2 separate regions of the Homo sapiens genome follow, and region 2 is linked to region 1. Evidence: read pairs that join two places in POLR2A ChIA-PET (ENCODE). Cell type or tissue: MCF 10A. All regions are shown on one strand. Links, peaks and the distances in the headings refer to the core of each region. The heading gives the core; the rest is flanking DNA. Region 1 holds the start of PTMA (prothymosin alpha). Region 2 has its middle 50 kb from the start of TEX44.

Evidence for each region. ChIA-PET counts read pairs that join two places held together with the same protein. Peaks named below come from ENCODE experiments on the same cell type or tissue, not always from the same donor. Only the 100,000 strongest peaks of a DNase experiment are listed, where the experiment ranks them.
Region 2: POLR2A ChIA-PET joins it to region 1 with 16 read pairs; 24 of 35 experiments call an interaction of 5 or more read pairs at or near these places.

Annotation. Positions count from the first base shown.
Region 1 is chr2:231,698,210-231,713,986 of GRCh38, reverse strand. It overlaps PTMA (prothymosin alpha), which reads right to left and starts at 5,462. Exons shown (of 5, transcript NM_002823.5): 1 at 5,236-5,462; 2 at 2,568-2,639; 3 at 2,004-2,097; 4 at 1,471-1,544; 5 at 436-1,183. The coding sequence starts at 5,280. The coding sequence ends at 1,136. It overlaps MIR1244-1 (microRNA 1244-1), which reads right to left and starts at 673; the gene lies at 589-673. It also overlaps the pseudogene LOC124906134. RefSeq lists enhancers at 2,862-3,498, 4,138-4,775, 5,354-5,413, 4,776-5,414, 5,415-6,052 and 2 more and silencers at 2,834-2,883, 3,184-3,273, 3,314-3,723, 4,214-4,523, 4,954-5,133 and 1 more. In MCF 10A, for the core only: CTCF peaks have their summits at 3,542 (motif pointing left) and 6,804 (motif pointing right); DNase peaks (open chromatin) are centred at 3,616, 5,596, 6,196, 6,886 and 1 weaker place.
Region 2 is chr2:231,635,071-231,650,847 of GRCh38, reverse strand. It overlaps the pseudogene RN7SL499P. Among named protein-coding and RNA genes, the nearest start is that of TEX44, 50 kb to the right of the region's middle. RefSeq lists enhancers at 3,838-4,591, 7,307-7,446, 7,627-7,696, 7,737-7,796. In MCF 10A, for the core only: no CTCF peak of the experiment used is centred there; DNase peaks (open chromatin) are centred at 7,987 and 9,267.

The DNA.
Region 1 (15,777 bases), core at 1,978-9,977:
CACGTCATGGAGCTAAACCTGTGAGGCCTGCAGAGGCAGCCACCACTTGGACGCTCATCCTGGGAGGCTTGGCAAGTTCCCTCTTGGCCTATACCACCAGCACCCTGCGCTCCACATAATGGCAGTCCCGTGTGGCCCGTTTCCAGTGTCTAGGACTGCAAACCCCCACCCCCAGGGCACCAGGGTCCCCATGTGGCACCCAGTGATGAAGTCCTCCTCCCCAGTTAAGGCTTCTTGGGGCAATCACTGACTGCCCCAGTGAGCAGCCCCCCCAGCCAACTGCAGCTCAGTCCCTGCCCACCCACCAGACTCTGCTGCCCATCACAGGACACATCCAACTGCCTCCCAAAATGTCAACCCACTGTCCCCAGGATCCTCCCCCTCCTATCCTTGTGCCCTGGAAGGTCTGAAGAAACTGAAACAGAAAAACCAGGCTTGAGACAGCTTTGTTAGAACAACTCAGCAAAATAAAATTCCTGTTTATTGTTGGACAACATTGTTTCACACATACATCAAACAGGCCAAAAAAAATAAACAGCAACTTCATAGACAAAAAAGGAAAAAAAAAGAAACCTTTTATCTTTGGCCTTTTTAACCATCTCATACAAACCAACTACTTATAGTACAGCTAAGTACATACACAAAAAAGTTACTGGAATGCTCGGAATAAGATTGTTTTTCTGTTGTCATTTTTGCTTTTTTTACAAGGTTTTTTTTCTCCTTTGAGATTATAATGAACATGGTCACACCACAAGTAAAGTCAGAAGTAGGACAGAGAACGCTCCGAAGGCTGGTTTGGTCATCCGAGATCATTAAAAATGGCTGACCCTAACAATATGTACAAAAATATAAAATGTAAATAAAAAATACAAACAAATTTCCTTTTTAAAGTACTTTTAAGAAAAAAAGCAGGGCCTTGGAAGTTTTGGTTCTTTTTTCCTCCCCTGTTGCAAATTCTCATGGTTTGGGTTGGGTGGTGGAGAGCGCGTGTCATCTGCGGGTGGCACTGCCCACGGTGGGCGGGCGGGCCTCTCTACTCGAAGGTGACCACGTTTAGATTCTGAGACGGGAAGTGGAGGGTGAATAGGTCACGGCGGCCTTTTTTTTTTTAGTTTAACTTTTCCTTTTTTGCTGTCTAGTCATCCTCGTCGGTCTTCTGCTTCTTGGTATCGACATCGTCATCCTAAGCAGAGAAAGACTGTCAAAGGCCCCTCCAACCCCAGGAGCCCTATCCAGCCCACTGCCTCAGCTCCTGCTGGCAGAGCAAGAACCAGGGACCCCCAGCTCCACAGCCCAAGGCCTCTGGGAAGTTGAGCCCAGCCCTGTTTCCTTCCTGTTCTTAAGATTCAGGACCACACAGTGGCCACCTACAAAGTCAGAAACAGTCCCTCCGCAGCTTGAGCACCTCAGCTAAAGGCAGGTGGGGAGACCCAGATGCCAAACCCCCCTTCTTCTCAAGCCAGAACCCACCTCATCATCTTCAGCTGCCCGCTTGCCCGTAGCTGACTCAGCTTCCTCATCTTCATCTCCATCCTCTTCCTCACCTGGAGAGAATCAAAGGCCAGGTAAACCACACTTCCCTCCTACTGTGGCTCCTGGGGAAATCCCGAGGAACATGTAGTGGACTGCAAGGTCCCTGCCCTGCCTCTACTGCCTGCAACTGGGCCCAATCAGGGCACCCACGCCCACTACACAGGTGGGACTCTCCAGAGGAGAGAGGCCCAAGCAGCTGCACCCCAAAAGGCCAGCCCAATAGATCAGTGGCTTTCAGAGCTGCACGAAAGAAACTTTCAGGTGTGCGAGTGAGTGTGAGTGGGCATGGGCACAACTCCATGTCAGGGAGACCTTCCCTGACTCTACAGGTGGGTGCCCAGGGCCATGTGGTCCACTGGCCCCAAGTACCATTGTCCCACTCCCAGGAGCCCCAATTCCTTCCTTCCCCTTCTGCCAGACAAGGCCAGGAAAAAGTACCTGAAAAGGGGAAGATAGACAAGGCTACTCACCATCACCTTCTTCTTCCTCCTCCTCTTCCTCCCCACCTTCTTCCTCTTCTTCGTCTACCTCATTGTCAGCCTCCTGCTCCCCATTTTCCTCATTCTCCTCGACAGAAAACAGGCCATGTCATTACCAGCTGGCCCCAGGCTGGACAGAGCGTTGCTCCTGATGCCCGGCCTCCCACCAGAGGCTGGCGGCTGCATCTACAGCCCAGCCAAGCCAAGCCCACCCCAGAGACCCTTCTCCAGTCAACACCCTCCAGGCTCCATCATGAAACCTGCACATTAACTGCCCCAGGACAAGGGCTTTTCCCCACCCTGGGCCAAGCCCAAACTCAGACTACCGGAGTCTCCTCTGAACCTATTCTTGTTCAGGCGCTGCTCGAAAGGTTTTTATAAATATTTAACTAGCAATAATCGCGCCTCGGGTAAAGCTCATTGGCTACGATACTGCCACTGTGCAAAGCTATACATATACACATACACACACATATATAGGTATGTTTAAAGTAGAACAGGAAAAATTTTGTGGGGCGGTAGCTGCCAGGGCTCAGGAGCAAAGCAGACACTCACAGCATTCCCGTTAGCAGGGGCGTCTCTTCCATTTTCTGCCTCTTCCACAACTTCCTTCTTCTCCTTTAAGTCCTTCAAAAGGGAAGAAGGAACCAGTAACCAGTAAGTCTTCTGAGCAACCCAGGGTAAGCAAAGGCGCTGAGAACTACTGGTCTGTACGGCTGTTCTGTCCGTCCCAAATTAAGAGTCGCATGTTGAGAAAGGCCTGATGCCCCTGCGGTCCCTCTCCCACTGGTCTGGTGGAAGGAAGGCCGGCGGGGGGCATCTGTGATCAAGGTTTCCCATCCTTTAAGGCCCGCTACAGCGGCCCCGGTGGCGGTTCCCACTGCCCCCTGGCGCTTCCCAGGAAAAAGGAGCCATGTGGCGCCACAGCCCCCAGCCCGTCCGGCCGGGTGGACGAGCCCCGGACACTCACGCCCATCAGCCTGCTTCCAAGTGCAAAGAGCCCGCCCCTCGAGCCGTCTAGAAAGGCGGCAGGTTATGTTCCAAAAATAAATAAGGCAAAGAGAGAGGGGCCTGCGCTCGGGGAGAGCCCCACAGGCGCGCCAGCCTGGAAGGCCCGCGAGGCCGCACCGCCCCGGCCAGGACAGGTATCTAAAAAAGCCAAAGCACACCGACCCCCCAAATCCGACCGCTGTTCCTAGAGGCCGCAAACCGCTGCTTGGCGGTGCCCCAGGCCGGGGCCTGCCGCCGGAGCCACCAACTCCCGGCCTCCCCGCGGCGGCTAGGGATCCCGACAGCACCTCGGGGGTGGGACTCCGCCCGGGATCCAAAAGGCAGCGCGGCCCCGGGCGCCCGGTAACTTTTTCCACACGACACGGCCACCAATACCAACAGAGGTCCGGCGTCCGGGCCTGCGGGAACCCCTCGGCCGCTGTCCGGCGAGCGGCTCCGGGCCACCTGTCGGCCCTCTCAGTCCGGCCCGCCCCGCTCCGCTCCGCGGACCCCGGCTCCGCCCGCTCTCGCCCCCTGGCGGCCGAAGCCCCGGGGAGCAGTGGGGGCAGGGAGGTCGCGGCGCGCAGGCGCGCATCCCCCGCCCGGCGGGCTTTGCGCGCGGGCCTCGGCACGCACCGCGCGCAGGGAGCACGTGGCCCGGGGCCGCCGAGTGCGTCCCTTGCCTTGGAGACTCCCGGCCGGCAGGCAGAGCTTGCAGTGGCACGCGCGCGGGTCGCGCGTCGGTCGGCCGGGCTCTCGACTCGACGCCCCACTGCCGCCACCCCGGCAGGCCCGAATGTCTGCATTCGGCGGGCCAAGTCCCACGGGAGGTCGCCCCAAAGTCCACCGGGCTGCGTAGGTCCGAGACTGTCGGGGATGCGCCTCTCGGGCTACTACTCATCGCCCTCGCGGGAAGTCACCTTTTGGTGCTTCGGAGAAAATCGAACAGCCAGGCCCCGCACTGGGGACGGTGTTCTCACCCCACAAACTCATTCCCGGACTGAGTCCAGAAGGGGTCACTGAGAGCCCCTGTGGAGATCCGGGCCCCGAGCTCCGCTCTGCCAAGAAGTCGCCCCTGGGAGAGTCAGAGATGACGCCAGGGACACAAGGGTTAAGGAGACGCCAAGGTGACTCGCGCCAATCCCTGCAGGGGCACGACGGGCGCGGACGAGGGCCGAAATATTAAGAAAGAGCCAGTCAGTCTGAGAGCGCCCCGCTCCCGCCAAGGGCGGAGACGCTACCCAGGGCGGGCAGTGGGACCGAGGCGGCGCCGACAACAGGAGCGGAGCCGCACCAGCCGCGCAGGACCTCATAGCCGAGGGCAGTGAACCCGCCACGGGGCCCGGGCGCCCCCCCAGTTCGACCCTACCATTGGCCTGTCGCGGCCGCCGTGTTGGCCCGCGTCGCCCCGAGCTGCGGCGCACACGGTGCTCCCGGGCAGCCGCGGGGGGCGCCCATCGTCGCCCCAGCGCCGCGCTTCACTTTCTCTTTCCTCCCTGCGGCGCGTGGGCTCTCGCCTCCTCAGCCAAGCCCGGCACCGCGGGTGCATGACTGAAGCTGGGCGGCCGCTCCCGGCGCACTCACCTCGAAGGGCGCCCACCCCCGCCTCCCAGAGCGCCCAAAGCGGATAAGCCCGTCACACCTCCGCCGGGACGGCCGACGTCGCGGCCAGCCAGCCCGTCGCCCCATCCGCCTTATCGGGACTTAGTCTAGACAAACCACCTCAGGTCCGCTGCAGGGCGCGAAACCGCCGGCCTGGCGCCGAACAAAGAGCAGCGCGGCCGGCGGGCGCTCGCCGCCACTTCCCGCGGCCGGCCCGCGCCCCAACACGCGCCCCCCAGCACTTCCGATTCCCAACGCGCTTGAGTTTCAAAGTTATTTCCGTGCGCCCGGCGGGCCGACGACCCCCAGCCAGGCTCTTCTCCTCCCGCCGCCACTCATACCGGCCACAGACGAGTTTCGAGGGCCGTGAGCCGGCCTCCGCGCCTAGCCCTCGGCCCCCGAGGGCGCCCGGCCCACTCCCCGACGGGCATCACGTCTGCCCGCGGCGGTTCCCGCCCCCTCCCCCGCACCACACAAAGAGTGGGCTGCCTGAGGGCACCGCGCCGGGGGCGGGCCGTTTCCCCGCGAGAGGGAGCAACAGCGGGCTTGAGACAGTCCAGCTGCTGCGCGCCAAACACCGCCCGAGCGGCGGCGCGCGGACCCCGAGGGGGCGGGCGGCGTCCAGCCTCACCTTGGTGGTGATTTCGGAGCTGGTGTCTACGGCTGCGTCTGACATGGTGGGGCACGCCGGTGATCCGATGCAGGGGATTAAAAAGAAAGCGAGAGTTCAGGGACTCTGGCGATAAAGCTGCCGGAGTCCGCGGCGGCGGAGGAGGCGCGCGGCGGAGGCGGCTGCGGCGAGCAAGGAGGCGGATGAGGAACAATGCAAAGATGGCTTTTCAGAGCAGCCAGTGGGGGACTCACGCGGCGCCAGAAGCTTTAATATAGATTAGTGGGCGGCGCTCGGCTTCCCATGCCCGGCCGCTATTGGCTGAGCGCAGGGAGCGGGCGCTCGCTCATTGGCTCGATTCCGAACAATGGACAAGCGTGCTTAAAGCGGCAGTGCCCCGGCGCGTCCCGCGCTGCGCAGTCGCCGATCGCACTGTCATTCAAGGCCGGAGTTTGCCGGGTCTCAGCAGGGCCGAGGGCGCGGGGGAGGGGTGCGCGAGCGCGTTCCGGACGCGCGCTCCCGCAGCTGTTTTGCTGGGGCTGCTGACGCAGAAAGCCAAAGCGCGGCAAAGCTGCCCGCCCAACCCCCTTCCCTCCCTCTCCCGCCCTCCCCGCGGCTGCTCGGAAGGAGGGGGAGGGAAGAGGGGGCGGCGGGCACACGACGGCTGCCAGCGCGGGGGAGGGGAAGGCGGGGTGCTGGGCCGCGCTCGCCCCGGGCGGTGCCCAGCGCAGTGCCCGCGGAGGTGCCCGCCCCCCGCGCCTGGGCGCCTTGGACCAAGGATTGTCCCAGTGCAAGTGGACGGCAGCCCCACGACGAGCAACGAGGTCACGAGGCCGAGACCCGGGCACCTGGGCCGCCCCGTCCCTCTGCCATGCCCTCGCGCCCTCCCAGGGCAGGGCACCCCTAGTCCTGTGGGCAGGCGACCTCGATTGCCCACCATCAGGTCCGGCGTCCGTCGGCCAAGTCAGTCGACAAGCGGGCACCGTCCCAAGCACACACGGATTCATGTATCAAGCGGACTCGATGCGCGATGCCGGCTCCAGCCCTCGAGTGGGACAGCCCGCGGGCCCCGCACGGCATAGCGGTCCCCTCATTCTAGGTTTCTAGTTAGGGTCTGTCCCGAGCGGTCACTGCCGTCGCGACAGCCTCAGGGCAGCCTCCTCCAGGGGCCTGCCGGGCCATCGAGTCTACCCTTCTCCCACCCCACTGCTGGACTGCGATGGGCACATGAACATTACAGAGTTCCTCGGGAAAAATCATCGTCTCTGGAGCCAGTTGGGCTAATCTTTGGGGACTACCTGAAATTTGGGGGACCATTTAGAGAACCATGCGGAGCCCCGAGAAAGGGGAGCATCAAAACGCCACACTCAAGATGGCGCCGGGCTCGGCAAGCGTGGCGTGACGTAGCGATCTAGCTCACGTGGGCGATCCGAGAACAACAGGCTACGCTGGCCTTATCGCCACCGCACTTAGCTGTCGAACTAAGAAATCGGTTGTGTGGGAAAAAGGACCAGAATAGGTGGAAAGATAGTCCAGAAATTTACCTGTGCCACACACAAGATGGCGAGACGTAGGGTTCGTCCCTGTGCTGCCAAAAGGGGGCGCCCGACACGGAAGGCGGGACTCCGGAGACACGAGCGCACATTGGCCGAGAGTGGCGGGCGAACACAAAGTTGACGCTTTGCGTCCTTCCATTGGCAGTTTCTTCCGTCTGTCTCTCGGTTGCAGCCGAGCTGGGAATGGGGAAAACCCGGAGTGTGGGATCGTGGAGGGCGGACGATGCCAAGTCCAGCAGAGCTTGCGCTCGGGGCTAGAAGAGAGACTGAGTCTCCCTTCTCAGTTTCATTAGGTAATGGGCGACATGGCTCCGTCTCCACAGCGGGGCTTTGCTGAGCTTAGCACGCAGTCTCCCGGCGGGGAGGAGGCGCGCAGTGCCGGGCGCCACTCCGTCTCCAGTACGCGTTAGGCCCGCGTTCCCAGGTGCCCGTCTGGCCGCTGGACTGTTGGCCTTTCCGGAGCGAGTTTTACTTTAGGAAGAAGCCCGGGATCCCGGTAGTTTAGCCTGAAGAAACGTGGGGCAGATGCTGGGCAGGGCGGGGATACCGCGCCAACACCCGCTGCCCAGCGGTCGCCCTCCTATGCAGCGGCGAAGGGACGCCCGCTGTGTCTCCGCCCTGCCCCCAGGCGCCCCAGTGGCTGGAGGTGGCATTCTCCACTGGACGGGCGCGCCTCAATCCGGGGGACTTCCACAGTGCTGTTCCCGAGGACTACGCGTCTCAACTCTTTGTCGGGTTCCCTCCCTCCCACTGCCAGTCTGTCTTCACCGCCGCGCAGACCTGGGGCCGCCCTTCACAGAGGAAGGGCTCCTTGACCTCAGCCACCGTGACCCCCTCCTTTGTGTCACATTCTCAGAGAGTTGGAGGGATTATGCGTCATCGTAAACAGGGGGACAGAGCGCCTTCCACCTGCGGCGCATCCATTAAGTTCCAGTTACCCTCGAGAGGATTGTTTTTTCCACGAAACCCAGATGCAATGAGAGCCTGGCTTGTACCATCTCTAAGCATCGAGGCTTCCCCCTCGTCTGGGTGGTGGCCTTCGGGCAGTGGCTCCGGAAAGGCCATCAAGGCTTCCCCGTCGTCTGGATGGTGGCCTTCGGGCAGTGGACTGTGTCCATAGCTGAAAACCAGACTTGACAGTTCTGGATTCAGGCTGTTGTGGGAGCGGGAAGGTCAAACACCCAGAAGGAACTGATGAATGTGAATTTCCCTCTAAGAACTGCTTTGCCTGGCCGGGCGCGGTGGCTCACGCTTGTAATTCCAGCACTTTGGGAGGCTGAGGTGGGTGGATGCCGAGGTGAGTGGATCACGAGGTCAGGAGTTCGAGACCAGCCTGACCAACATAGTGAAACCCCCGTCTCTACTAAAAATACAAAAATTAGCCGGGCCTGGTGGCGTGCGCCTGTAATCCCAGCTACTCGGGAGGCTGAGACAGGAGAATCGCTTGAATCCGGGAGGCAGAGGTTGCAGGAGCTGAGATCACGCCATTGCACTCCAGCCTGGGCAACAGAGTGAGACTCCATCTCAAAAAAAAAAACAAAAAAAGAACTGTTTTCTGACGTTATTCCCATGCAGGTGCCTTTGCTAGAAGTGGGTGAGGAAGGCTCATGCCCATCTGGTTCCAGAACCACCACTTAAATTTCCCAAACACTCACTGAATGCCCGCTGTGTACATGGCAGTGAGCCTTTGACTCATGCTTCATTTTCATGTACAAGGTGGGTAGGACAGTTATGGAGTTGAACCATATGAAACTGATGTCTATGTAGGTGAAAACGAACTGAAAATCAACACATTTACAGGTTCAACTTCTGATATAACCCTCCTTTTAACAAATCAAAAAAGCAAACCTAGAGATTATAGCAAGGGACTTGGAGTTACCCACTGGATCAATGATGGAGCCGAGGCTAAGTCCTAAAACAGAGGAATCTGCATTTTTAGATGAGCCCTGGGGCAGAAGTTGCCCCCATGGACCTCCCTCTCATCCCAGGAGTGTGGTATCTGACAGCTCATAGTGGGGGAGTTATTTAGGCTATGAAGAACCGTGTTCCTTCAGCAACAGGTAGCTCCCTACCTCTTTTGCTGTTTCTTTTTTTTTTTTTTTTTTTTGAGACAGAGTCTCACTCTGTTCAGCCCAGGCTGGAGTGCAGTGGCGTGATCTCAGCTCACCACAACCTCCGCCTCCCGGGTTCAAGGGATTCTTCTGCCTCAGCCTCCCGAGTAGCTGGGACTACAGGCGTGCACCACCATGCCTGGCCAATTTTTGTATTTTTAGTACAGATGGGGTTTACTATTTTTGTATTTTTAGTACAGACGGGGTTTCACCATATTGTCCAGGCTGGTCTCAAACTCCTGACCTCATGATCCGCCCACCTCGGCCTCCCAAAGTGCTGGGATGACAGGCGTGAGCCACCGTGCCAGGCTTTTTTTTTTTTGAGACGAAGTTTCACTCTGTTGCCCAGGCTGGGGTGCATTGGCATGATCTTGGCTCACTGCAACCTCCGCCTCGTGGGTTCAAGTGATTCTCCTGCCTCCCTCAGCCTCCTGAGAAGCCAGGATTACAGGTACCTGCTACCATGCCCAGCTAATTTTTGTATTTTTAGTAGAGACGGGGTTTCACCATGTTGGCCAGGGTGGTCTCAAACTCCTGACCTCAAGTGATCCGCCCGCCTCAGCCTCCCAAAGTGCTGGGATTACAGGCATGAGCCACCACACCGGCCCTCTTTTGCTGTTTCTGAACAGACTATTCTTCCTGTCCTCTGTCACTTCCACTCATTGATACATCTCATGCCCTTTGTTATTACAGAGGAAGTCAGGCACTTTGGTGACCTTGCCCTTCAAACCCCCCAAGACAAGCTGGTGTGCCCTGGTAAGCCTGCTTTCCTGACCCCAGCCTGAGATACAGTGGGCTTCGGCTAGAGCTGCTGTGAGCAAGGGACCCAATATGTCCTCCAGGCATGTTTTGTTTTGTTTTGAGATGGGGTCTTGCTATGTTGCCCAAGCTGAACTCCAACTCCTGAGCTCAAGCTATCCTCGCACCTCAGCCTCCTGAGTAGCTGGGACAACAGATGCTTGCTACTGTGCCTGGCTTGTTTTGGGGGAATTTTCACAGGGACACCTCTGGGTGGTCTACACACTGTCCACATGGCCCACAGGCCTCTCCCCGCCCAGCCTGAGTAACACATTGATTTCATCTGCCTGGCCCTGTGGGCACTTCAGTTTGCAACTAAGCCTGCTCCTAAAGCCATTTACAACATATTTCTAATTGGTTATCTCACAAATCTGCTTGATCCCCAAAAGATCAGGCAGAATGAATTTTTAAGCTGCCTGGGTTCAAATGGCAGCCCTGACATACACTAGCTTTGTGAATTGGGCAAGTTACTTTCTCTCCTCTAAGAAACAGAGAGGACGGCCAGGTGTGGTGGCTCACACCTCTATCCCCAGCACTTTGGGAGGCCTAAGCAGGAGGATTGCTTGAGCTCCGGAGTTGGAGACCAGTCTCGGCAACATGACGAAACATCGACTCTAAAAATTTTTTAAAAATTAGCCGGGCATGGTGGCATGTGCCTGTAGTCCCAGCTACTCAGAAGGCTGAGGTGAGTGGATTGTTTGAGTCCAGGAGGTTGAGGCTGCAGTGAGCCATGATGGTGTCACTGTACTCCAGCCTGGGCAACACAGCAAGACTCTGTCTTAAAAAATAAAAAATAGGCCAGGCGCTGTGGCTCACGCCTGTAATCCCAGCACTTTGGGAGGCTGAGGCGGGCGGATCACGAGATCAGGAGTTCAAGACCAGCCTGGCCAACATAGTAAAACCCCATCTCTACTAAAAATACAAAAAATTAGCTGGGTATGGTGGTGCACGCCTATAATCCAGCTATTCTGGAAGCTGAGGCAGGAGAATCACTTGAACCCAGGAGGTGGAGGTTGCAGAGCCAAGATTGCTCCATTGCACTCCAGCCTGGGCAACAGAGCAAGACTCCGTCTCGAGAAAAATAAAAAATAATAATAAATTTAAAAATAAGCTGGGTGTGATGGCTCACACCTGTAATCCCCGCACTTTGGGAGGCCAAGGCGGGCAATCACCTGAGGTCAGGAGTTCGAGACCACCCTGGCCAATGTGGTGAAACCCCGTCTCTACTAAAAATACAAAAATTAGCTGGGCGCGGTGGTGGGCACCTGTAATCCCAGCTACTCGGGAGGCTGAGGCAGGAGAATCGCTTGAACTCGGCAGGCGGAGGTTGCAGTGAGCCAAGATGGCACCACTGCACTCCAGCCTGGGTGACAAGAGTGAAACTTCTTCTCAAAAAATAAAAAATAAAAATAAAAATTAAAAATAAAAAAGAGAGGCCGGGCATGGTGGCTCACGCCTATAATCTCAGCACTTTGGGAGGCCGAGGCAGACTGATCACGAGGTCAGGAGTTAGAGAACAGCATGGCCAACATAGTGAAACCCCATCTCTACTAAAAATACAAAAATTAGCCAGGCATGGTGGCGCGTGCCTGTAGTCCCAGCTACTCAGGAGGCTGAGGCAGGAGAATCACTTGAACCCGGGAGGTGGAGGTTGTAGTGAGTTGATATAGCGCCACTGCACTCCAGCTTGGACAACAGAGTGAGACTTCATATTAAAAAAATAATAAAAACAAATAAAAAAGAGAAGACAATAATAGTTCCTACTTTGCAGGATTATTGTGAGAATTGAATAAGTTAATATTCAGAAAGTGCTTAAAATAGTGTCCGACACATTTGGGAAACCACTGCACCCCATTTTCCAGCTGCTATCTGTACCTAAGTGGGTTGGCTTTACAGAGCTTGTAGGACTCTGGACAAAGGAACAATGTCTTCAGCAAGTTCTTTCCGTATTCAGTGGGAAATGAGGGCACTGGCCTCTCTAGTTTCTGGAAGCCTGTGATTTGGTGCCCGACATGCTTGGCAGCCCCTCTGGCCTCAAAGGCATGACAGAGTCTGGGAGGCAGGTGGAGTGGAGCAGGTCTCAAAAAATCCCGCCTTCCAGCCCTTCAGAAACCCAGGAGTTTCAGACTGTGGTTTCCTTATCCAGGCATAAGGGCCTGGGGAGCTGCCAGGAGCCTTTCTACCCTCCCGCCTTGCGAGCCTGGCTGGGATTGTGTAAGAGCCCCCAACGCCTGCTCCCTCAGCACGCCCAGGCCTGCCCATTCTCCTGGGGAGCTGTGCCAGAGACCTGGCTCCTGGTACTCACACAGGTCTGGCCACCCTGGGAGGTTCCTACAGGGAGAGGGTGGGAAATGTCTCTTAATGTTCCAGGCCTGTCCCCAAACCGATGCCAAGGCCTGTGGGGCCCGGGCATGAGCATAGGTAAGGAGGCTGGGAGAGGTGAGTGTGCAGTGTGCACAGACGCCACTGCCCCCGGACAGCAAAAGGCCATCGTGCCAGTCCTTGACTCCCTGTACACATGCTCCTTCAGATCCCTCCAGGAATCCTCTGCCTGCCTGTGTCACTTCCTGGCTCTCTTCCCTGGATCCCTCCGTGTGTGTGCACCTATTTGCATAGCTCGAGTTCCGTGGGTGTTTTGCTGAAGTTCCGGTTACAGTTCGTGAGTGGGTGGGCCCAGCAGCACGGCAGCAGGGAAAGGTGCTAGTTGGGGGAGCACATGAGCAGGCACACACCTGGGCACCCTACCTGTGAATGCCCACAAGAGCATTGCACCCGAGGAAAGGTTGGACACCACTATGTGACTTCCTGCTGCGCGGCCCCACATGGGAGCCCGAAGACCAGGAGGCCCAAGTAGGCCCTGAGGAGCGTCTGTGTGCCCGTGCCAAGCAGGAGGCCAAGCCCTGATAATCGTGAGGGTGAGGAGGGCAGGCTCTGCGACATCCTGACACTTACTCTTTCCCCTTCTCTGTTAATTTTTTTTTTTTTAAGAAGGAGTTTCACCCTTGTTGCCCAGGCTGGAGTGCAATGGGGCAAACCAAACTCAGCTCACCGCAACCTCTGCCTCCTGGGTTCAAGCAATTCTCCTGCCTCAGCCTCCTGAGTAGCTGAGATTGCAGGCATGCGTCACCATGCCTGGCTAATTTTGTATTTGTAGTAGAGACAGGGTTTCCCCATCTCAGTCAGGCTGGTCGTGAACTCCCGACCTCAGGTGATCCACCTGCCTTGGCCTCCCAAAGTGCTGGGATTACAGGCGTGTGAGCCACCGTGTCCAGCTCTTTTTTTTTTTTTTTAGACAGGGTCCCACTATGTCACTGAGGCTGGAGTGCAGCAGCACGATCTCAGCTCACTGCATCTTCTCTGTTCATCTTAAACAGGTCTTTTCTACCTTCCCTTCTCTGGCAGAGAATCTCCCCACCTTGTTTGGGGAGAAAGGTGTAAGGAGCAGAGGGCAGAGGCGAGGGGAGGACACACCACCAACTCGGACTGGCTCACCCTCCTCCTACCACAGGGAGCTACGGACGACGGGTGACCGACAGTCCCTGTTTGACTGAGGGATTCCCAGGATGCAGGACTCTCAGTGCCACAACTAGAAAAACTCCTGGGCAAACTGGGACATGTTGCTCATACTAGTTCACTAGTTCACTCCTTATCACATACTGGGAACATTTCTTTTCTTTTTTCTTTTTTTTTTTTTTTTTGAGACAGGGTCTCTCTCTGCTGCCCAGGCTGGAGTGTAGTGGCGGCGCAATCTCTGCTCACTGCAGCCTCAACCTCTTGGGCTCACGTGATCTTCCCACGTCAGCCTCCAAGTAGCTGGAACTACAGGTGCGCACCACCACACCCAGCTAATTTTTTAATTTTTCATAGAAACCGGGTTTCCCTATGTTATGCAGGCTGGTCTCGCACTCCTGCCCTTAAGTGATCTTCCTGCCTCAGCCTCCCAGAGTGCTGGATTACAGGCGTGAGCCACTGTGCCCGGCCAAAGAATGACATTTCTCAAGAAATCTGTAACCACCACCAAGACCATGAGTCCCTGTGGCCCTCCATCCAAAACCAGCCTCCCACTGAGATCCATCTCTCTTTGCCACAAGAATCCAGGGTGACAGAGCTACAAGGACACCGGGAGCATTTGGATTTCACATTGCAGAGTCGGGGGATTGAAGGGCTTAGGTAGATCACAGAGCGAGCTGGTGCCCAGGATCAGGACCCCTCGGGAGGGCTCTCAGCTGCCTCCAAGGTAAGGTTCGCTAATGAGGTCCAGAGCATGGAGATCCGTTCCTTTCTAGCTCCCGGCAGAGCAAGCGTCTCTAGAAGGGGAAGAGATTTCTCAGGCTCCTTTCAGAAACATTCTTTCCTCCAAGACATTTTCTGAGAATCTCACAGGAGGAATCTCACTTGAACAATTCTATAGGAAAACCTCAAAATAGGATGCAGCATCACCCAGAAGTGAAGCCTCATCAGGGAGGGGAAGGCAAGGTGGGCGCCTTTCCAGGAAAGCTCGAGTCCCATGCACATGTGAAGTCCGAGGGGAAAGCTGCCAGTCAGCACCTGGACCGAGAGCTTCCCAAGCTGTCCTCAGCCTCAGTGAGTTCTCCCGAGCCTGGCAAGTTGTGGCCCGACCTTGAATTGTGGTCATTTACGGCCCCTTCCAGCATCTTTCTCCTGGTTATGCCATCCTCTTGCTGTTAGATGCTGTAACAGTGTTATCTCACTGGGCACGGTGGCTCATGCCTGTAATCCCAGCACTTTGGGAGCCTGAGGAGGGTGGATCACCTGAGGTCAGGAGTTCGAGACCAGCCTGGCCAACATGGTGAAACCCCGTCTCTACTAAAAATACAAAAATTATCCAGGCGTGGTGGCAGATGCCTGTAATCCCAGCTACTTGGGAGGCTGAGGCAGGAGAATCGCCCGAACCTGGGAGATGGAGGTTGCAGTGAGCCAAGATTGCACCATTGCACTCCAGCCTGGGCGACACAGTGAGACTCTGTCTCAAAAAAAAAAAGCACTGGGCAGACACCTCTCATCCATTTCGCTGCTGGCACGGTCTCAGCATTCCCACTTAACTAAACGGAACGAAGAATATGGCCCAGCTCCCAGAGAGAGAGCAGTGTGGCTGTTTGTCCCCACTTTGACCTGACTCTTCACAGGGCCGTGGTGCTGAGGCACAAAGGCCCTGGTTAAGACATATTTTTGAGACCCTGAAGTATGAATCACCTTGGTATGAATCAGTCTCCTTTTGGGCCTTATGTGATACATTGGAAGTTTCCTTAATTAAGATTTTCAGGGGCTCGGCCCAGCATGGTGGCTCACATCTGTAATCCCAACACTTTGGGAGGCCGAGGTGGGCAGATCACCTGAGGTCAGAAGTTAGAGACCAGCCTGGCCAACATGGTGAAACCCCGTCTCTACTAAAAATACAAAAATGAGCCAGGCATGGTGGCGCGCACCTGTAATCCCAACTACTCAGAAGGCTGAGGCAGGAGAATTGCTTGAACCCGGGAGGCGGAGGTTGCAGTGAGCCGAGATCACGCCATTGCACTCCAGCCTGGGGGTCAAGAGCGAGACTTCATCTCAAAAAATAAATAAATAAATAAGTAAGTAAATAAATAAGAATAAATAAAGATTTTCAGGGGCTGGGCACAGTGGCTCACACCTGTAATCCCAGCAATTTGGGAGGCTGAGGCAGGAGGATCACTTAAGCCTAGGAGTTTGAGACCAGCCTAGGCAACATAAGGAGACCCCATCTCTACGAAAAAAAAAAAAAATTTATTTTGAGACAGAGTCGCTGTGTCACCCAGGCTGGAGTGCAGTGGTGAGATCTCAACTCACTGCAACCTCCAACTCCCGGGTTCAAGCATTTCTCCTGCCTCAGCCTCCCAAGTAGCTGGGACTACAGGCGCTCGCCACCATGCCCGGCTAATTTTTGTATTTTTAGTAGAGACGGGGTTTCACTATGTTGGTCAGGCTGGTCTGGAACTCCTGACCTCAGGTGATCCACCCACCTTGGCTTCCCAAAGTGCTGGGATTACAGGCATGAGCCACCGCGCCCAGCTGAAAAAAATTTTTAAATAGCCATATATAGCGGCACATGCCGGTAC
Region 2 (15,777 bases), core at 3,429-11,428, 65 kb after region 1:
GATTACAGGTGCGTGCCACCATGCCCAGCTAATTTTTGTATTTTTAGTAGAGACAGGGTTTCACCATGTTGGCCAGGCTGGTCTGGATCTCCTGACCTCATGATCCGCCCACCTCGACCTCCCAAAGTTCTGGGATTACAGGCGTGAGCCACCACGCCCTGCCGAGGTATTTTCTTATCACGCCACAGTTGTGGAAGATATTTTGGATGTCTTCATGTTCATCATGATTTTGAAATCATGGTAATGCCCGGCACAGTGGCTCACGACTGTAATCCCAGCACTTTGGGAAGTTGAGGTGGGAGGATTTGCTTGAGTCCAGGAGTTTGAGACCAGCCTGGGCAACATAGTGAGAACCATTTCTACAAAAAAAAAAAAAAAAAAACCAGCTGGGCATGATGGCATGCGTCTGTAGTCCCAGCTACTTGGGAGGCTGAGGTGGGAGAATTGCTTGAATTTGGGACGTCGAGACTGCAGTGAGCTATGATCACGTCATTGCACTCTAGCCTGGGTAACAGTGAGACCATGTCTCAAAAAAAAAAAAAGTCGTAGTTATCATGCTCACTGCTGGATCTAGTTATTGAATACATTTATAAAGAATCACCCTTGGCTGGGCATGGTGGCTCATGCCTGTAATCCCAGCACTTTGGGAGGTGGAGGCAGGTGGATCATTTGAGGTCAGGAGTTCGAGACCAACCTGACCAACATGGTGAAACCCTGTCTCTACTAAATATAAAAAAAATTAGCTGGGCGTGGTGGCACGTCTGTGTAATCCTAGCTACTTGGGAGGCTGGGGCTGGAGAATCATTTGAACCCGAGAGGTGGAGGTTGCGGTGAGCAGAGATCGCACCATTGCACTCCAGCCTGGGCAATAAGAGCAAAACTCTGTCTAAAAAAAAAAAAAAAAAAAAAAAAAAAAAAAAAAAAAAAAGAATTACCCTCACACCTGTCATCCCAGCACTTGGGGAAGCTGAGGCAGGAGTATCACTTCTTGAAGCCAGGAGTTTGAGACCAACCTGGCCAACGTAGTGAAACCCCACCTCTACTAAAAATACAAAAATTAGCTGGGTCTGGTGGCTGGCACCTGTAATTCCAGCTACTTGGGAGATTTAGGCAGGAGAATCGCTTGAACCCAGGAGGTGGAGGTTGCAGTGAGCCGAGATTGTGCCACTGCACTCCAGCCTGGGCAGCAGAGCAAGATTCTGTTTCAAAAAATAAAATAAATGTCGGGCATAGTGGCTCACACCTGCAATCCCAGCACTTTGGGAGGCCAAGGCGGGCGGATTACCTGAGGTCAGGAGTTTGAGACCAGCCTGACCAACATGGAGAAACCCCGTCTCCACTAAAAATACAAAATTAGCTGGGCGTGGTGGCTCATGCCTGTAATCCCAGCACTCTGGGAGGCCAAGGCGGGCAGATCACGAGGTCAGGAGATGGAGACCATCCTGGCTAACACGATGAAACCTCATCTCTACTAAAAATACAAAAAATTAGCCAGGTATGGTGGCCTGCACCTGTAGTCCCACATACTCGGGAGGCTGAGGCAGGAGAATCGCTTGAACCCAGGAGGGGGAGGTTGCAGTGAGCCAAGATTGCGCCACTGCACTCCAGCCTGGGCGACAGAGTGAGACTCCATCTCAAAAAACAAAACAAAACAAAAAACAAAACAAAAAAAGAAAAAAAATACAAAATTAGCCAGGCGTCATGGCACATGCCTGTAATCCCAGCTACTTGGGAGAATGAGGCAGGAGAATCACTTAAGCCCGGGAGGCAGAGGTTGCGGTGAGCCAAGATCACACCATTGCACTCCAGCCTGGGCAACAAGAGTGAAACTCCGTCTCAAAATAAATAAATAAATAAAAATAAAAATGCAAAAACCACTCTGAGAAAGGTCCCTGGGCCCCCCTAGACTCCAGGGGCCTGTGGCACAGAAGAGGAAGCAGCCCTGCCCAGCACCAACTACACTCACGGTCACCCCACCAGCCCTCCCTCCTGGCATCCCTGTCTCCACTCCTGTGCCTCAGGTGGCCTGGCACCCCTCCTTAGTGGCCAGACACCTTGAGTGGCCACACGCTGCCATCTGCTGGGGTTGGCCCACACGGCACCCTGGTGGCGCTGGTTCCTGCTGGTCCTTCTGTTCCCTGGGACACCTCTTCCCCAAGGCAGTGGGTGCGCCTGACTGGGAGGAAGTCTCTGGGAGCAGGTCAGCATCAGAGCACAAAACAGGGGTGTCAGAGCTGGAGGCAGGGAAATCTGTAATTTCAATATCAGGTGGAAAGAATCTTTAAGGACAGCTGCTCTTTGAATAGATAAATGAGCACAAGGGACAACATTTCAAAAGGTAAAAAAAAAATGTGAGAAGTTTCTCTCCCACCCTGTCCCTTGGCCTCAAACTCTTTTTTTTTTTTTGAGACGGAGTCTCCCTCTGTGGCCCAGGCTGGAGTGCAGTGGCGCAATCTCAGCTCACTGCAACCTCCACCTCCCAGGTTTAAGTGATTCTCCTGCCTCAGCCTCCCAAGTAGCTAGGATTACAGGCGCCCACCACCATGCCAGGCTAATTTTTTATATCTTTAGTAGAGACGGGGTTTCACCATGTTGGCCAGGCTGGTCTGAAACTCCTGACCTCGTGATCTGCCCGCCTTGGCGTCACAAAGTGCTGGGATTACAGGCATGAGCCACTGTGCCCAGCTGGCCTGCATTTGCTTTTTTATTTAGCAACCTATGCTTTGGAGATTGCTCCTTATCTACATAGAAGTAGCATCCTCGTTTTTTTCTCTTTATTTTTCTCAGATCATTTCCAAAGCAGTCCATTGAAAAATAATGTCTTGGCCGGGCGCAGTGGCTCACGCCTGTAATCCCAGCACTTTGGGAGGCCCAGGCGGGCGGATCACGAGGTCAGGAGATGGAGACTATCCTGGCTAACACAGTGAAACCCCGTCTCTACTAAAAATACAAAAAAGTAGCTGGGCGTGGTGGCAGGCGCCTGTAGTCCCAGCTACTTGTGAGGCTGAGGCAGGAGAATGGCGTGAACCCGTGAGGCAGAGCTTGCAGTGAGCCGAGATTGCGCCACTGCACTCCAGCCTGGGCGACAGAGCGAGACTCCGTCTCAAAAAAAATAAATTAATTAATTAAATAATGTCTTTCCATAGAAACAGGAATACCCAGACATCGTTAGAAATTTCAGGATAGTTCTAGGATTTTCTTACTCACCTCCAAAATTCTAGGGATACTGAGTTGAGTAATTCTGTATTCCTCTGCAGTGGATTTGCATTTCAAAGGGACCTCATAGGACTATGGTGCTTTAACCCCCCAAAATGACTAGATGGTGGAATTTTGGGCAGCAGGATCTGAGGTAGCTTGGTCTCTGGGTAGAGGATTTTATCTGTGGTGTCCCTAAGTCCAGGTGTTAGAGCACCATTTATTTCTGTCTATTCCTCAGTGCTTGATGAGTTTGGTTAGTGTGAGTTGGTCCTCCAGAAAGGGATTCCCTCTGGCACACAGAGCTGAGGGCTGCACTGCAGACCATGCTGAATTCTTAGGTTCAGCGTTCTGGAGCCTGCAAATGAAGCTGACAAAAGACAAACGGCTGGGCTCGGTGGCTCATGCCTGTAATCCTAGCACTCTGGGAGGCCAAGGAGGGCAGATTGCCTGAGCTCGGGAGTTCGAAACCAGCCTGGGCAAAACGGTGAAACCCCACCTCTACTAAAAATACAAAAAAAAATCAGCCGGGCATGGTGGTGTGTGCCTGTAGTCCCGGCTACTTGAGAGGCTGAGACAGGAGAATTGTTTGAACTCGGAAGGCGGGGTTGCAGTAAGCCAAGTTCGCGCCACTGCACTCCAGCCTGGGCAACACAGCAAGACTCCATCTCCAAAAAAAAAGATAAATAAGCAAGAGACATGTTTGCAGGCAGGAGTTTGCAGAAAAATGTGACTCACGGAGGTGGTTAGAATTTGGGGCTTACATATTATCTTCATAGGAGAAGTGAGGGGGAGAAAAGCTACTTATGGGAAAACAAATTACTTTTAGGAGAACTAAATGGGCTCTTAGCGAGAGGATCGCTTGAGCCCAGGAGTTTGAGGTTACAGTGAGCTATGATCAGCTATGATCATGCCATTGCGCTCCAGCCTGGGCAACCAAGCAACACCCTGTCTCAAAACAAACAAACAAAAGAGGCCTTTAGGAGAATAGGTGGAGCTACTTTTGTGACATGTCTGTTTAGGTGATTTCTTAACACTGTGCTGACTTCTCAGTCTTCCCTGCTGCGAAACTCCTGGAAAGGATATTGAGGACAGTTGAATTCTTTTGGGAGGCCCTGCTTTTAGATAGGAGGTATTCAGCGGGGATAAAAGAACAACTCCGGGAGGGCTGAGGTGGGAGGATCACTTGAGCCCAGGAGGTGGAGGTTGAAGAGAGCCGTGATCATGCCACTGCACTCCAGCCTGGGCAACAGAGTGAGACCCTGTCTCAAAACAAAACAAAACAAAAACAAAACAACAACTCTATCCAGTGATACAGATATGCCTCCATTTATGATGGGGTTATGTCCTGATAAACCCATAGGTAAGTTGAAAATATTGCTGAGCATGGTGGCTTGTGTCTGTAGTCCCAGCTACTCAGGAGGCTGAGGCAGGATTGCATGAGCACAAGAGTTCAGGGTGTTAATGCTGTATGCCGAACAGGTGTTCACAGTAAGTTTGGTATCAGTATGGTGACTTCCCAGGAGCAGGGAACTACCAGGTTGCCTAAGTGATCATCCTACTGTGACCATCACACTGTGATGATCACTAGTAGAACGGAGCCTGTGCGTAGCCACTGCACTCCAGCCTGGGCAACATAGCGAGACCCTGTCTCTAAAAAAATCATAAAAAAAGAAAAAAAGAAAATGTCCTAAGACCAGCTGCAGTGACTTACACCTACAATCCTAGTACTTTGAGAGGCTGAGGCAGACAGATCACTTGAGGTCAGGAGTTCAAGACCAGTCTGGCCAACATGGTGAAACCCTGTCTCTACTAAAAATACAAAAAATGAGCCTGGCGTGGTGGCGGGTGCCTGTAATCCCAGCTACTCAGGAGGCTGAGGCAAGATAATTGCTTGAACCCAGGAGGCAGAGGTTGCAGTGAGCCGAGATCGCGCCATTGCACTCCAGCCTGGGCGACAGAGTGAGACTCTGTCTCAAAAAAAAAAAAAAAAGAAAATATCTTAAGTAGAAAATGTATTCAATACACCTAACCTACCAACTGTCATCACTTAGCCTTGCCTGCCTTAAATGTGCTCAGAACACTGACATCAGCCTACAGTTGGGCAAAATCATTTGGCAGGCTGGGTGCGGTGGTCATACTTGTAATCCCAGCATTTTGGGAGGCCAAGGCGAGAGGATTGTTCCAGACCAGCCTGGGCAACATAGTGAGACCCTGTCACCACAAAAAAAAAACGGAAGGAAGGACAGGAGGGAGGGAGGGGCCGGGTGCAGTGGCTCAGGCCTGTAATCCCAGCCCTTCGGGAGGCCGAGGCAGGTGGATGGCTTTGAGACCAGGAGTTTAAGACCAGCCTGGCCAAAATGGTGAAACCCTGTCTCTACTAAAAATACAAAAATCAGCCAGGCGTGGTGGCACATGCCTGTAATCCCAGCTACTCAGGAGGCTGAGCCACGTGAGAATCCCTTGAACCTGGCAGGCGGAGATTGCAGTGAGCCGAGATGGTGCCATTGCACTCTGGCCTGGACGGGCAACAGAGTGAGACTCTGCCTCAAAAATAAAAAAAAAAAAAAAAAGAAAGAAAGGGAGGGAGGGAGGAAAGGAAGAAAGGAAAAAGAAGGAAGGAAGGAAGGAAATCAGAATCCTTGGGCAGCACGTCCACCGCAGAGTGCGGTGCTCACCCAGCGCTGTGGCTCCTGCGGCTGCATCACTGACAGTATCGCCAGTCCGGGAAAAGATCAAAATTCAAAGTTTGAAGTGTGGTCTCTACTGAATGCAGCTCACTTTCACACCGTTGTAAAGTCAAAAAATCATAAGTTGGGGACATGTGTACATTCTGGATCCCTTCACCACGAAGGCACCTCTTCCCAGGCACTGGCCAGGATGGTTGGGGGTGGGGGCGGCAGGGGCTGGGGGTTTGGCTCAGCCTTCCTGAGACAGGCTAGGGAGCTCAGCAAGGGCTGAGTGAGAGAGTAAGAGAGGTGGTTTCCCTCGCAGAGCATGTGCAGGGCTGGGTGGAAAGGGCACCCAGTCAGTGAAGTGGCCAAGGGCACACACGCCAGCACAGACTGCCCGGGTTCCCTGTGTGTCCTTGAACAGGATCCTCAACTTCTCCCGGCTTCCTTTTCCTACTTGGGTAAAAACCTCACAGGTTATCATGAAGATAAAATTAGAAAACCCATTTGAAATGTTTAACAACACCTGGTATCTAGTAAGTGTTTGGTTAATACAGGTAACTTCTCTAGGAACCGGGGACGTAGCAGCGAGCAAAGCCAAGTCCCTGCTCTCCTGGATCTTGCATTCTGGGGGAGGAAGTGCTAAGACACATGGATGTGTGCCACTGTCAGATGATGGTGCCACTGGGGAGAACATGAAGCAGGATGAGGGGCAGTGAGAGGCGGGGACTGATTTGGAGGGTCAGGGCAGGGGCATTTGGGCAGGGAACAGAATGAAGTGGAAATTATAGGAATTATGGTTATATGATTTTTTTTCTTTTTTTTTTTTTTTTCTGAGACATGGTCTCACCCTGTCACCCAGGCTGCAGTGCAGTGGCATGATCTCCGTTCACTGCAACCTCCACCTCCCAGGCTCAAGGGATCCTCCTATCTCAGCCTCCGGAGTTGCTGGGACTACAGGCGCAGACCACCACGCCCAGCTATTTTTTGTATTTTTTTTGTTAGAGACGGGGTTTCACCATATTGCCCAGGCTCCTCTCCAACTCCTGGACTCAAGCAATCCACCTGCCTTGGCCTCCCAAAGTGCTCGGATTACACGGGTGAGCCACTGCGCCCAGCGTGTATGATTTTTAAAAAAGAATTTTTAGGGTAAAGCAGGCCTTAATTCTCATAGATTTTGCTAACTTTGTTTATATATATAGATTGAGACAGGGTCTTGCTCTGTCACCCAGGCTGGAGTGCAGTGGTGCAATCTCAGCTCACTGCAGCAGGACGAGCCTATTTCTGTCTGTGAAGTGAGTGGGGCACATGATCCCAGGCTCAAGCGATTCTCCCACCTCAGCATCTGCAGTAGATGGGACCACAGGTGTGTGCCACCACACCTGGCTAATTTTTGTATTTTTTGTGAGATTGGGTCTCACTATGTTGCCTAGGTTGGCCTCGAACTCCTGGGCTTGAGCAAGCTTCTCGCCTCGGCCTCTGAAAGTGCTGGGATTCACAGCCCTTGGCCTACTCCCTCCCCGCCCTGGCCCCTGCCTCAAGGCATAGATTCAAGTTGCCCTGAACATGCACTCTCTTCCTGCTCACTAATCAGCCCTCTTCTTGTCTGAATTTCCACCAGACCGTGAAGGGGGACCGAGTCTTGGTGGTTCACGTGGCTGACTCTCCACAAACGGCTGTAGGACAAGCATGTTTCTGTCTGTGAAGTTAGTGGGGCGCGTGCACATGGGGTCCCTGGTTCTGAAATTTGTTAGGGTGGAGGATTTTTCTGGCCTTGGTCTTTCTTCCATTCCACTTCACAATTCCACACCACCACAGAACGAAGGTCAGGACACCGTTTACCTCCTACGTGTTCTGTCCCTCCGGAGCACACTTGTGCTCGGGGAAACTGGCTGACCGGTGGCCACGGGGTGAGGCGTGAGCAGCACGGACCAGAATAGAAGGTCTAAATTTAAACTGTGACTGGAGGCTTCAGGGAGCCAGGCCGGCCAGCAGGCTCTCCAGGCGGGTAGCTCTGCCCCGCCTGCAGCCACACCCTCCTGCGCCCTCCCAGAGTGGAAACTGTTTCATTTCTGGCTGCTGAGAACTGGTTTCCTCCCAAGGAAATTATGTCTCACCGCAGTTGTGGCAGGAGCTGCCCTCTGGAATTTCCCTGCAGCGATGAAACACCTCCTGGATGAGCTGCTGTTAGATGGGACACGCCCAGAGCCTGCTAGTGCACAACCCAGAGGGAGACACACCCACACACAGATATAAACAGAAACACTGGAACCCCTCCGCAGGATGCGGCCGCGGGGACCCTCGGGAAGCCGCTGCAGCCCCGGATCTGCTCTGTCTCCTTCCTCCTGTGCTGCAGGAGGGGGTCAGCTGCTCTTCCTGAACCTGTTTGCACCTCTACAGTCTTGAGAGAGATCTTTTAAAAATCAAAATAGAACAGAACTTCAAAGGAATAATCCTAGAAAGTTGTGATTATTTCAAAGATGTTGCTTTCACTGTTCAAAATATTTTATTTTTAAACTTGTTTTAAAAAATATTCTTTTCAGGGCTGAGCACAGTGAGTCACGCCTGTAATCCCAGTACCTTGGGTGGCCGAGGCGGGAGGATCACTGGAGGCCAGGAGTTCAAGACCAGCCTGGGGAACATAGGAAGACCCCCGTCTCTACAAAAAATAAAAAAATTAGCTTGGCGTGGTGGCACGAAGCTGTAGGTGGGAGAGTCACTAAAGTCCAGAGGTCGAGGATGCAGTGAGCTGTGATTGCACCACTGCACCCCAGCCTGGGCGACAGTGAGACCCTGTCTCGAAAAACAAAAATTCCTTTCAGAACCTGTTTTTGGAACATACAAGTTGGCCTTGCCACATTTCCAGTCTATTTCATTTTTGTCTTGAGTGATCACTACACTTGGTACCAAGACACTTTGTGCTGGTTCCAAATAACGAATTTAAAAGATTCCTGCAAGAAGAATGAGAAGGCTGCCGGGCGCGGTGGCTCACGCCTGTAATCCCAGCACTTTGGGAGGCCGAGGTGGGCAGATCACGAGGTCAGGAGATCGAGACCATCCTGGTTAACACGGTGAAACCCCGTCTCTACTAAAAATACAAAAAATTAGCCGGGCGTGGTGGCGGGCGCCTGTAGTCCCAGCTACTCAGGAGGCTGAGGCAGGAGAATGCGTGAACCCGGGAGGCGGAGCTTGCAGTTAGCCATTGCATTCCAGCCTGGGCGACAGAGAGAGACTCTGTCTCACAAAAAAAAAAAAAAAAAAAAAAAAAAAAAAAAAAAAAAAAAAAAAAAAAAATTGCCGGGGCGTGGTGGTGCATGCCTGTAATCCCAGGTACTTGGGAGGTGGGAGGCTGGGTGGGGCACAAGAATCACCTGAGCCTGGGAGGCAGACGTTGCAGTGAGCTGAGATGGCGCCATTGCACTCCAGTCTGGGCAACAAGAGCGAAACTCTGTCTCGAGCAAAAAAAAAAGAATTACCCTCAAGGCCGGGCGTGGTGGCTCACACCTGTAATCCCAACACTTTGGGATTCTGAGGCGGGTGGATCACCTGAGGTCAGGAGTTCGAGACCAGCCTGACCAATATGGTGAAATCCCGTGTCTACTAAAAATACAAAAATTAGCCGGGTGTGGTGGTGGGTGCCTGTAGTCCCAGCTACTCGGGAGGCTGAGATGGGAGAATTGCTTGAACCCGGGAGGTGGTGGGTTGCAGTGAGCCGAGACCATGCCACTGCACTCCAGCCTGGGTGACAGAGTGAGACTCTGTCTCAAAAAAAAAGAGCAAATGCTGTCACTGTGGTCAAATCCACCCAATGCCCAAAGCTGGCCCCCAGAGACGGACAACCACCGTGGAAGGGCAAGCTCCACTCCCTAAATTCTCAGCCATGAGCCAGGTCCTGCTAGAGCCTTGAACAGTCCAACACTCAGACACAGAGCGCACACGAGCGCACGTGCGCTCACACACACACACACACACACACACAGAGCCAAATGGAAACTTCCCATTTCAGCCACAATCTCCAGAGGCAGCAGTGTGTCAGGTCCCCAGCCACACCTCCTGGGCTTTTGTGCACCCTACGACTGGAGGCCAGAGGCTACCCCAGACTGATCAGGTCGGGGTGGCCGCAGCCCTGGATGCCAGCCATGCCAGCTCTGCGTTAGACTCCAGGAGTAGAGAGAATTCTAAGGGGACACACACTGGGTTGCCTGGCAACACAGCAGTGCTGCACAGGGACGCACCCACATTGGGACAACACACTCATACTGTTTGGGCACAAACAGAATTGCAGGAAGCAGGGTGGCCAATGCGGCCCCTCTCCAAGCAAATGTGTCTGTTGGGAATAGCCTCCAAGACAGAACCAGCTGGTGAACTGAAGAGCCCACTCATCTGCCCCCCAGAACACTTCCCCGGATTTGGACAGTGTCCAGGCAAGGCCCCCAACTCCCAGTCACTCCTCAATAACACACACTCTTTCTTGAGCGCTCAGTTGAGACTCCTTGCCTCTTTTTGTTTCCCCCGGAAAACCTTTGTCTTTTCCATTTTAATCAGCCAGTGACCAAACGGTCTATTTCTGTAACTTCTAAGTAGTAGCCAAGGATTGTTTTGAAATATCTACAGTAAGTTACAAATAATGCCTCTGACGTTTGTTTTCTTTTCTTTCTTTTTTTTTTTTTTTGAGACAGAGTTTCGCTCTTTCTGCCTAGGCTGGAGTGCAGTGGTGCCATCTCAGCTCACTGCAACCTCCGCCTCCTGGGTTCAAGCGATTCTCCTGCCTCAACCTCCCAAGTAGCTGGGATTACAGGCGCACGCCACCAAGCCTGGCTAATTTTTATATTTTTAGTAGAGACAGGATTTCACCATAGTGGCCAGGCTGGTCTTGAACTCCTGGTCTCAAGTGATCCACCCACTTCGGCCTCCCAAAGTGCTGGGATTCCAAGTGTGAGCCCCCACGCCTGGGCTCGTTTGTTTTCAAATTCATCCATGGAAACACTAAACACTCCAGCCTAAGTGGCTGGGACTACAGGCACACGAAAACAATTTTTAAAATTCACAGAAGAGGCCGGGCATGGTGGCTCATGCCTGTAATCCCAGCACTTTGGGAGGCCTGGGGGGGGGTGGATCTCCTGAGGTCAGAAGTTCAAGACCAGCCTGGCCAACATGGTGAAACCCCGTCTCTACAAAAAATACAAAAAAACAGGCCAGGCGCGGTGGCTCACACCTGTAATCCCAGCACTTTGGGAGGCCAAGGCAGGCGGATCACCTGAGGTCGGGAGTTCGAGACCAGCCTGACCAACATGGAGAAACCCCATCTCTATTAAAAATACAAAATTAGCGGGGCGTGGTGGAGCATGCTGGTAATCCCAGCTACTCGGGAGGCTGAGGCAGGAGAATCGCTTGAATCTGGGTGGTGGAGGTTGCGGTGAGCCAAGATTGCGCCATTGCGCTCCAGCCTGAGCAACAAGAGCAAAACTCTATCTCAAAAAAAAAAAAAAAATTAGCAGGGCGTGGTGGCGGGTGCCTGTAATCCCAGCTACTTGGGAGGCTGAGGCAGAGAATGTGAGGCCACCCTGGCCTCACATTTATTTTATATAAGTTTTACATGACACAGGAAGCTTTGTAAATGAAAACCCAAAGAAACAGGTGAGAGAAGAAAAGAGCTTTTATCTGAGGAATCTGAGTCCTTTTCAGTTATCAGGCCCAGAGTGACATTAAAATGAGCCAGCAGGCTGGACGTGATGGCTCACGCTTGTAACCCCAGAACTTTGGCAGGCTGAGGCGGGGAGATCAACTTGAGGTCAGGAGTTCCAGACCAGCCTGGCCAACATGGTAAAACCCCATCTCTACTAAAAATACAAAATATTAGCTGGGTGTGGTGGTGCATGCCTGTAATCCCAGCTACTCAAAACGCTGAGGCATGAGAATTGCTGGAGCCTGGGAGGCGGAGGTTGCAGTGAGCTGAGATGGCAACACTGTGCTCCAGATGGGGCGGCAGAGAAAGGATGTCTCAAAAATAAATAAATAAATAAAACAAAAACCCACTTCTAACAAAGGTCAAAGAACTCATATCCAACGTTGCTTGGGTCTGAATCTATCAAGCAGCTGTCCTCACTTTGGCTCAAGTAATCACTTTAAATTATGTGTGTGTGTGAGAGAGAGAGAGTGTGTGTGTGTGTGTGTGTGTGTGTGTGTGTGCATGTATGCATGTATATAGATAGGGTCTTGCTCTGTTGCCCAGGCTGAAGTGTAGTGAGTGGCACAGTCATGGCTCACTGTAGTCTCCACTTCCCAGGCTCAAGCGATTCTCCCACCTCAGCCTCCCTAGTAGTTGGCCCTACAGGCAGGCGCCACTCTGCCTGGCTAACTTTTTCTGTAGAGACGAGGTCTCATATTGTTACCCAGGCTGGTCTCAAACTCCTGGGCTCAAGCAGTCTTTCCACCTCAGCCTCCCAAAGTGCTGAGACGACAGGCATGAGCCACTGTGCCCAGCCTAACCTGTGTATTTTTTTTTCTTTTCTTTGAGACGATTCTTGCTCTGTCACCCTGGCTAGAGTGCAGTGGTGCGATCTGGGCTCACTGCAACCTCCACCTCCTGAGTTCAAGCGATTCTCCTACCTCAGCCGCCAAAGTAGTTGCCATTACAGGCGCCCACCACCGCGCTCGGCTAACTTTTGTATTTTTAGTAGAGGTGGGGTTTCACCATTTTGGCCAGGCTGGTCTCGATCACCTGACCTTGTGATCCACCCACCTCAGCCTCCCAAAGTGCTGCGATTATAGGCGTGAGCCATCGCACCCGGCCAACCTGTGTATTTTTTACGTTAGGTTTGATGATGCAGTGTATAATCGTGGAGAAGTTTGGTTTGATAAATAAATATGATCTAATGGCAGTAAACTGGTGGGGGAGGGGGGTGCGTGAGACTTAGCAAGGCCTGTTTGTTCAGAGTCTTGTCTGTGTCCCTGTCTCTTTGGAGATAAGGCTGTTCCTCTCCTCCGGGTATCGGGAGGGCATCTCTGGAATGAGACTCTTACGACCTGCTTTAGAGGAGCAGGGTGAGATGGTGAGAGCCCTTTCTGCTTCTAGGGTTTTCCAGATGCTGAGGTGCTATATTTTGGGGTGGTATGTCCTAAGCTCCATCAATTCTGTCCCCTTCTTGGGATGTTTCCAAGCCTGTGTTGGTTTGGGTGAGATAATCTGGTTTCCAGAGGCTATGGCGGCCTCTCCAGTGCTGTCACCCCACAGGACTGACCTAGGGACACCTTCAGGGCTACACATGGCCATGCAGATCTTTCCCCCTTCCATCCCCTTTTCCCCTCCTCCCCCACTTCCTTCCCTCCCTGGAGCAATGACCCTTAGTGAACTGGGACCTCTGTGGACCCCACTGGGAGACGTCAGCCTCTGGAAGTTCCTTGGTTCTGCGCCCTTCGCCCCTTCCCTCTGGCGTTTCTGCCCTTGGATGCCTTCTCTTGCCAAGTCACACTCAGCCCTTCCTCCCAAAGATCAAATTCCTTCCTTCCCTCCCTCAACTTTTCTTTCTATTCTCCCTGATTTTACCTGAAAAGATTAATCAGCGCCGTGCCAAAGATGGAAATAAACCAAAACTCCACTAGATTTTTTTAATTAATTTTTTTTTTTGAGAGAGAAGGTCTCACTCTGTCACCCAGGCTGGAGTGCAATGGTGTAATCTTAGCTCACTGCAGCCTCCACCTCCTGGGCCCAAGCAATCCTCCCACTTCAGCCTCCCAAGTAGCTGGGACCACAGGTGTACACCACCACACCTGGCTAATTTTTAAATTTTTGTAGACATGGGATCTCCCTATGTTGCCCAGGCTGGTCTTGAACTCCTGGCCTCAAGTGATCTGCCTGCCTCAGCCTCCCAAAGTGCTGGGATTACAGGTGTGAGCCACCAGGCCCGGCCTTAATTTTAATTTAATTTAATTTTTGAGACAGGGTCTCCCTTGGTCACCCAGGCTGGAGTGCAGTGTTGTGATCTCAGCTCACTGCGGCCTCAACCTCCCAGGCTTAAATGATCTTCCTGTCTCAGCCTTCTGAGTTGCTGGGACTACCACGCCTGGCGAATTTTTCTATTTTTTGTAGAAACGGGGTTTCACTATGTTGCCCAGGCTGGTCTCAAACTCCTGGGCTCAAGTGTTCCTCCCGTCTTGGCTTCCCAAAGTGTTGGGATTACAGGCATGAGCCACCACGCCCGGCCCAGTTTTAATTTTTAATTTTTTTTTTGAGATGGAGTTTCGTTCTGTCGCCCAGCTGGAGTGCAGTGGTGCGATCTTGGCTAACTGCAACCTCCGCTTCCCGGGTTCATGCGATTCTCCTGCGTCAGCCTCACAAGTAGCTGGGATTACAGGCTCACACCACCATGCCTGGCTAATTTTTTTTTTTGTATTTTTACTAGAGACGGGGTTTCACTATGTTGGCCAGACCGGTTTTGAACTCCTGACCTCGTGATCCACCCGCCTCAGCCTCCCAAAGTGCTGGGATTACAGGCGTGAGCCATCATGCCCGGCATTTTTTTTTTTTTTATCCACCTGCCTTGGCCTCCCAAAGTGCTGGGATTACAGGCGTGAGCCACTGTGCCCAGCCTAGAAGGGGCTTTTTTAAAGAATAGGGGCCGGGCGCGGTGGCTCACGCCTGTAATTCCAGCACTTTCGGAGGCCGAGGTGGGTGGATCACCTTAGGTCAGGAGTTTGAGACCAGGTTGGCCAACATGGTGAAACCCCGTCTCTACTAAAACACAAAAATTAGCTGGGCATGGTGGCGGGTGCCTATAATTCCAGCTACTCGGGAGGCTGAGGCAGGAGAATTACTTGAACCCGGGAAGCGGAGGTTGCAGTGAGCCGAGATCACGCCACTGCACTCCAGCCTGGGCAACAAGAGCAAAACTCCGTTTCAAAAAAAAAAAGAAAAAAAAAAATAGGCCACCAGCCAGGCACAGTGGCTCACACCTGTAATCCCAGCACTTTGGGAGGCCGAGGCGGGCAGATCACCTGAGGTAAGGAGTTCAAGACCAGTCTGGCCAACATGGCAAAACCCCATCTATACTAAAAATACAAAAATTAGCCTGGTGTGGTGGTAGGCACCTGTAATCCCAGCTACTCGGGAGGCTGAGGCAGGAGAATTGCTTGAACCCAGGAGGCGAAGGTTGCAGTGAGCCAACACTGTGCCATTGCACTCTAGCCTGGGCAACAAGAACAAAACTCCGTCTCCAGAAAAAAAAAAAAAAGAATAGGGCACCAAGGAGAAATATGGAGAATGTGTGAGCTGGCAGATGAATCAACGATGAACCAGATGGTTAATAAGAGAAGAAAATCTTCAGCCTCTTTAATACTCAACACAAGGCAAAGTAAAACCATTTGAGATAACATTTCTCCTTTCACCTATCAGATTGGCAAATGAGTATCACTTAGAGAAGAGGCTTTCTCACTAATTACTTCTAAGAATGTATAAAATGGGAAGAGCATTTTTGGAGGAAAATTAAGCCTTTAAATTACCAATTCCTTTTGACCAGTCATTTCCACCCCTAGAAATTATTCTGGAAGGAATATTTAAGACGTCCAAAATGCAGCAACAAAAATGTTCATTGCAGTATTGTTGCTAAAACAAAAAGAAAAAAAATGATTTGTAATTTTCTCTTGTTTCTTGACTGTATACCCAATTCTCCTGGGCCTGTTTTATGTTACATTTACTTAAATCCTGCACCTCCTGTGCCAGAATGTTATTGCATATTTTATTGTCTTAATAAAAAATGCAGTTGATAAATATTCTGAGCCAGGCAAGTCTGAGGCTTCACCCAGCCCCTCCCTGGGTCTGCAGTCTCCTGTGGACAGAGTCTTCCCTGAATCCTTGTGCTCTGAGGTGTGTGGGACCTTGGAATGAGGCCAGGGAGGTGGGAGCGGATGCGGT